Linked DNA regions of Homo sapiens: region 2 is linked to region 1. The links are chromatin loops, found by intact Hi-C in ENCODE. Cell type or tissue: PC-3. All regions are shown on one strand.

Region 1 (4,000 bases):
ACAACTGATCACTCAGAAACACAGAAGATCCTCAGATACCACTATGAACAACTCTATGCTCAAAAATTTAAAAATCTAGAGGAAATGGATAAATTCCTGGGAGCACAAAATCTCCCAAGATTGGATCAGGAAGAGTTTGAAACCCTGAATAGACAAATACCAACTTCTGAAGAACCTACCAACGAAAAGAAACTGCGGGCCAGATAGATTCATAGCCAAATTCTACCAGACATACCAAGAAAAGCTAATACCAATTCTACTGCAGCTATTCCAAAAATTGAGGAACAAGGACCCCTTGCTAACTCATTCTATGAATCCAACATCAGCTTTATGCCAAAATTTGGCAGAGACACAACAAAAAAAGAAAACATCAGACCAATATCTCTCATGATTATATATGCAAAAGTCCTCAACAAAATACTAGCAAATTTAATCCAGCAGCACATCAAAAAGTTAACACACCACAATCAAGTAGGCATTATTCCTAGAATGCAAAGCTGATTCAACATGCACACATTAATAAATGTGATTTACCGCATAAACAGAACCAAAAGCGAAAACCGTATGATCATCTCAATAGATGCGGAAAAGGCATTTGATAAAATCCAACATCCCCTCATGACAAAATCCTCAAAAACCTAGGCATCAAAGAAACATACCTCAAAATAATAAGAGCCATCTTCGACAAACCCACAGTAAACATCCTACTGAATGGACAAAAGCTGGAAGCACTCCCCTTGAGAACTGGAGCAAGATAAAGATGTCCACTCACACCACTCTTACTCAACACAGTACTGGAATTACTAGACAGAGCAGTCAGGCAAAAAAAAAAAAAAGTTATAAAAGGCATCTAAATAAGAAAAGAAGTCAAACTGTGTCTCTTCATTGACGATATGATTCTGGACCTAGAAAATCCTAGAGACTCTGACATAAGGTTACTAGTATTGATAAAGGATTTGTATTCAGTAAAGTTTCTGGATACAAAATTAAGGAACAATAATCAGTAGCATTTTTACTCAACAACAACTGAGAGTGAAATCAGGAACACAATCCCACTTACAATAACCACAAAGAAAATAAAACACCTAGGAATACAGCTAACCAAGGAGGTGAAAGATCTCCATAAGGAGAACTACCAAACACTGCAGAGAGAAATCAGAGATGACACAAATAAATGGAAAAACATTTCATGCTCATGAATTGGAAGAATCAATGTCATAAAAATGGCCATGCTGCCCAAAGCAATTTACAGATTCAATGATATTACTATCAAACTATCAATGTCATTCTTCACAGAATTGGGGAAAAAAGTATGCTAAAATTCACATGGAACCAAAAAAGAGCCTGAATTGTGAAAGCTATCCTAAGTAAACAGAACAAAGCCAGAGGCATTGCACTACCTTACTTCAAACTGTAGTATAAAGCCAGAGTAATCAAAACATTTTGTACTGGTACAAAAACAGGCATGGAGAAAAATGGAACAGAATAGAAGACTCAGAAATAAAGTCACACACCTACAATCATCTGATCTATGACAAGGCTGATGAAAACAAGCACTGGGGAAAGGACTCCCTATTCAATAAATGGTGCTGAGATAACTGGCTAGTCATATGCAGAAGACTGAAGCCACACCCCTTCCTTTTGCCATATAAAAAATTAATTCAAAATGGATTAAAGATTTAAATGTAAAACCTCAAAGTATAAAAATCCTGGAAGACAACCTAAGAAATACTCTTCTCGACATCAGTCTTGGCAAGAAATTTTTAACTAAGTCTCTGAAAGAAATCACAACAAAACCAAAAATAAAGTGGGACCTAATTAAACTAAAAATCTCCTGAACAGAGAAATAAACTATCAACAGAGCAAACAGACAACCCACAGAATGGGAGAAGATATTTGCAAACCATGCATCTGACAAAGGTATAATATCCTGATTTTGTAGGTTACTTAAACAAATTAACAAGTGAAAACCAAATAATCCCATTAAAAAATGGACAAAGGATACTAACAAACCCTTCTCAAAACAAAAAAAAGACATATAAGGGGCCAATGAACATATGAAAATATGCTTCGCATGACTAATCATTAGAAAAATGCAAATCAAAACCACAGTCAGATACCGTCTCAGACCAGTCAGAATGGCTATTATTAAAAGAACAACAGATGCTGGTGAGGCTTGGGAGAAAATGTAACACTATACACTCCTGATGGAAATGAAAATTAGTACAGCCACGGTGAAAAGCAGTGTGAACATTTCTCGTGTAACTTACAATAGAGCTACCATTTGACCCAGCAATCTCATATTAGATATATACCCAAAGAAAATAAACCATTTTCCCAAAAAGATACATGCGCTTGTATGTTCATTCCTGTGCTATTCACAATAGCAAAGACATGTAATCAACCCAGGTGCCCACCAATGATAGATCAGATAAAGACAATGTGGTACATATATACCATGGAATTCTACACAGTCATGAAAGAATGAAATCAAGTCCTTTGCAGCAACATGAATGGGGCTGGAGGTCATAATTCTATGCAAATTAATGCAGAAACAGAAAACCAAATACCACATGTTCTCACTTATAAGTGGTAGCCAAACATTGAATACAAATGGACAAAAATATGGGAACAGTAGTTATTGAGGACTACTATGGAGGATGGGGAGTGTGTGAATTAAAAGAAACTACCTACTGGGGACTATGCTCACGTTTGGAGTGTCAGTATCTGTACTCCAAGCGTCAACATCATGCAGTATTCCCATGTAACAAGTCTGCATGTGTACCCTGTATCTAAAATAAATATTAAGAAAAACAGCAAAAAAATCACACAAAAAATAAAAACAAAAACAAACAACAAATCTAAAAAATATTTGTGAAGTTTTTACTCTCCTTGTTTCAACCCCCTTGGGCATGGCGGCACTTTTGAAGAGAGATGTCCACATTCCCAGAGTAATACTCTGGTCTCTGGTTGTGGAGGAACCAGAACAGACTCTATTTGCAAATTATTTTGTGTGTGTATTCTCACCTGTATGAAGGCCACTTGAGGGAGTGACGTAAGGCATTCATATCTGTTTCAATTAATTTAGAATCCAGGCCAGGAAGCAAGCACTGGACATTGCTCAAAAACACTGCAAGCCAACCCAATAACCTGCAGACTCCTGTGGCAAAGAACACGCTGAAACATGCAATAGACTACCTGTAGCTTGGGAGTAAAAGCTAGAAAGAGTTCCTTTGGGAAGCTAAGACATTCAAAAGCACGTTCATATGAGGAGAAATTTAGGAGGCTGTGCTCAGGTCCAGAGCAAGACAAAATGCTTAGAAAAATCTAGGAAGACACAAACCTATCATTTTTAGTTGATTCTTAGTCTCAGTACAAGCCTGGTAAAGTGCTGAAGGAGCATCCCCTTCAGACTCGGAAAAGTGTTTTTTTGTTTGGTTGGTTGGCTGGTTTTAGCTGTTGGCATTATCCTTCAAAGGAAATCTCTGTTAAAACACTGGGTAAACACTAACTAAGGTACAGAGACGTTTTTGACTACATACAACGGATACAGCCTTTACAAAAATAGTTTGAAAAAGACACTAAGCAAATTGACTACTATAGCTTTCCATTGAAACAACCACAGGCAACAACAAAATAACAACAAACTCTGGGGAAGGGAGAAAATCTAATTTCTAAAATTACTTCATTACAATATTCAAATGTCCACCTTTAACAAAAGTATCACAAGGTGTACAAAGTAACAGAAAAATATGCTGATTCAAAGTAGTGAAATATGTGGATTCTCTCTAATGGAGCCAAAACTTTGGACTTACAAGACAATAACTTTAAAATAACCGTCTTGCAATGGATCTGTTAATAAGCCTGATTTAGCCATTCTACAATGTATACATATATGAAAACATCATGTTGCACAGCATAAATGTATACAACCTTATTAGTCAGTTATAAATAATTCAATATGTAAATAAAATTTTTAAAACAAAAAACAACTGTGTTA
Region 2 (4,000 bases), 190 kb after region 1:
AGTGTCAACCTTCTCTGGGGTCCTTCCTTACTCACTTCCCTACTACTATCGTTGACAACCTCATTCACTCCCAAAAGGTTGCTTTTCAGATTTGACTGTCAAATCTTTGTTACAGCCCAGATCTCTATAAAGTTTCAGTCTCATCTGTGTTCCCAACTACTTATTAGCTATAACAACTAGGTTGTCTTTCCAAAGATCAATATATCAAATCTAAGATAACTACCACTGTCTTCCCTTCCTTCATTTTAACATCATTTCAGCTTGTTACTTACGCATTCTCTACCTTGGTTAAAGCAATCATGGTCCTGTCTCTCAAATTAAAAATCTCAGAAATACTTTTTTTCTCCCTTACCAAAATAATACTGCTATTGTTCATTAAAACAGGCAAAAGGGATAAACAATAACCCAGGACAGTCTTTGGCACTTTCCTGGGAACCAAGAGCAAGCATTGGTTCCTTATTAGTGACTGAAGGAGTATAACAAGAAGTCGCCAATGAAATGTGCATTTGTTCATCTGTCACCTTCTTTTCATTTCATTTTCCATCCTATTGTTTGAATCAGACTCTATAAACTGTTTCCCAGGGCACACAATTTGCCTCTGATTTTCCAGCTTCCCAATTAATCTTTCATTGCTTAAAATATGCAATGGGATTTATTTAAAATAGTTTATGCTTTAAAACTTTTTAGTATGTTTCCAAGGCCTTCATAATCATCATCTACCATATTTTTCTCTCTTCTGTCTCTTGATTTTGATGCACTCATTTTATTTTCTGATTACTCCCAAACTTACACATTTTCCAAACAACCCAGGACACTTCTCACACCCTTGGCTCTACATACACTGGTCTCCATTTCCTGAATAGCTTTCTCCCTTTTCCCATATGTATAAATACTGATTTTACCTTCCTTGAGGCCCAGATAAAGCATTATCCCCTCTATAAAAATATCTCTTTCCTCCCCAAACTAAATATAGTTTTTGCACTAAAATTAATTTCTGCCTCTATATTCAAAAAGCATGTCTTATTAAAATTATCAATGTTTTTATTATTTTATTTTTTCCTAGTAGAGAGATAGCGCTTATCAATTGTGTATTATTTTAAAAAAAATCTGTACGTCGACATAATTAATATGACTTGCCTTCACTGATCCTTACGTACATAACTAATATTTTGAAATTTGTGCATCATTCAGGAAAACATACTGTTTAATGTTATTATTTACTTTTGAAAACAATATGCAGTCTCTAGTAAAAAATTTTATTTACTGTTTCTTAACTTTAATGTGAAATAAGATCAAGACTAAAAAACAAAATATTAACATACCTATATACCTACCCATTTAATAACTTAAATATAATTCAATATATTATAACTAATTTTTAAGAGATTAAAAAACATTTTATTTTATCAGACACTCAAGTATTAAATTTTCATATTCATTCTACTGTTTCTAGTAAGCTCTAGCATTTTAGGGGTTGGGCTGCCATCTGGTGGAAATTTTAAGTCTTAACTAAAAAATCTATATTTTGGTGTGGCTTGCTCATTTATGTGTTATAAGCACGTTAATAAACATTCTAGTTGCACAGGAGAAAATGTACTAAATTAAATTAATGAGCTGAAATGTAATAGAAAATAAAAGCAAATACATATTTAAATTAGACAAGTATGCGTTTCTGCTTGCCTTAACCATCCATTTGTACCACAATAAATTTAATACTGTGAATATAAAGAAGGCCATAAAAACTCAACAAATAGACAAACAGACAATTGGTTACTGTGTGAACACAATCAGGATTTTTTAACCCTAAGTTATAAACCAAGATTTGCTTTTACTGTCATACAATTACAAAACCTCTACATAAGCTTCAAAAGAAACCATAAGTAGTCATGAAAAAATACACTGGGAAGAAATTACATTCTATTTCTTTTCTGATTACCCAATTGCACATTCATTTCTCAGTTATTTCTTCTTGAAATACCTTGTTTGGTGCAGCAATACCTTGCTGTTTACCATACTTAATGAAATACAAACTAGAGTAGATAAACTCAGAAACAAATGTAAAATAGAGTACTCAGATATGAAATAGAATATTGTCAAATATTGTTTTAGAAAGACTCACATACAAACATTTCAAAACTGATTATACCGAAAATTTTTAAATGAAATTATTGAAGATAACTGTTGGTTGGTAGAGTTGATATGTTAATATTCTAGAGTGCAGATCACATCCTTAGTCTTATTATTGACACAAACTCACAGGAGGTGCATTTTTATCTAATGAGGTTGTTATTCTTGTTGGATATTTTTTATTTCCAAAAAATTAAAATTTAATCTCACCATAATGGGATGTTTGCCTAGACATGCTAGGCTTGACAGAGATGATTTATGATTCTGAAAATAAAACTAAATTGCACAGAGCCCTTGAGGAACCTAAAAGCAGAATGTGTTAGAGAAGTGAGGGATACATTGTGAAGCAGGAAGGCTCAAGAGCAGTTCCAGTTCCATTCTTAATTAACAGTATGGTTTAAATAAAAATAATAATCATAATCATAAGCCACATTGTAAAGCAGTTTTCATATCACATATTATTGAATCCTCACAACAATGAGATGATAAGCGTTCCTTTACTATTAGTTTTGTAGAAATCACAAAACAGGCTCAGAGATACAAAATAACTTTGCCAAGTGCAAACAACTAGTATATGCCACAGATGGAACATTCAGGCAGACTACTGGGATTCGGCTTGCTCATTGAAAAATAATATTCTGTGAATCCTATTTAGGATTTTAGTTTTCTATGCAGGTGAATCATAATAGGTTTACTTTATTACAGAACCAATTAGTATTTTAAAATTAATCTGTATTTGTTTTGTTAGGATTTAACATACATAAAGAATATACATAAAAATTTATGTGCCTGGAAAAAATAAGGTACAACAAAGAGCCATGGCTATAACTATAACCAGTATTCAAGAAGCCTCCAGCAATGCATCTATAAATATGAAAGCTTTCTGCAACTGACTTGGGTGTAAACTTTACACTACAATTTATAATAATTGTCTCCTGTTTTTTTTAAGACAGAGTTTCGCTCTGTTGCCCAGGCTGGAGGGCAATGGTGTGATTTCGGCTCACTGCACCCTCTGCCTCCCAGGTTCAAGCAATTCTCCTCCCTCAGCCTCCTGAGTAGCTGGAATTACAGGCACCTGACACTATGCCCGGCTAATTTTTTGTATTTTTTGCAGAGACAGGGTTTCACTATGCTGGTCATGAACTCCTGACCTCGTGATTGGCCCGCCTTGGCCTCCAAATATTGCTTTTTTTAAAAAAGGTATACACCTTTGTATTCATCCTAAAAGTTAATTTTGTTTTGTCTGTTATGCTTATTAATGGTAATATATGTTTTTTATTTGATATCTTGTTTCAGTCAAGGTTTGTGAAAATTATCTTAGATAATTTTATATATTAGAGATACCGTTTATTTTTATTGCTCTATGGTAATTCATTGTATCAATATGAAATAATTATTTATTTTGTAATTGATAGACATAGGATTTTCTTCTAGTTCAAATCTATTACGATAAAATCCAGTGGGATTTCTGTGTGATAAGTTATGTACATCTTCCAAATTTGTATATATATCCTAATTACCAAAATGATTGTATCAACTTATTCTCTTATCCACACTGCACAGTGAAATTTTTTGTTTCTTTTGCCACTCTGATGGTTGTTTTGTTTTGCTTTGATGCTTACAAGATTGAACACACCTTTTCATAGAATTATAGAATACATAATTCATTTTTGTGCTCATTTAAAAATATTACGCTATGTATTTCTCTTACTCATTTATAGCAATTCTAAACATATTTGGAATGCAGATTGTTTCCAGGCAAAGTAAAGAGTAAAGTATGTTCTGGGGAAAATAAAAACAAATATAGGCCGGGCACAGTGGCTCACGCCTGTAATTCCAGCATTTTGGGAGGCCGAGGCAGGTGGATCTCCTG

What was found. A loop is a pair of places that touch in the nucleus more often than their neighbours do. Peaks named below come from ENCODE experiments on the same cell type or tissue, not always from the same donor. Only the 100,000 strongest peaks of a DNase experiment are listed, where the experiment ranks them.
Region 2: it touches region 1 in a loop (4-fold over the local background); 2 of 110 quality-filtered maps call a loop at or near these places.

The regions. Positions count from the first base shown.
Region 1 is chr5:28,578,704-28,582,703 of GRCh38, forward strand. No RefSeq gene overlaps it. Among named protein-coding and RNA genes, the nearest start is that of LINC02103, 290 kb to the left of the region's middle. In PC-3, no CTCF peak of the experiment used is centred here; a DNase peak (open chromatin) is centred at 2,118.
Region 2 is chr5:28,765,262-28,769,261 of GRCh38, forward strand. No RefSeq gene overlaps it. Among named protein-coding and RNA genes, the nearest start is that of LINC02109, 380 kb to the right of the region's middle. In PC-3, a CTCF peak has its summit at 1,505 (motif pointing left); a DNase peak (open chromatin) is centred at 1,490.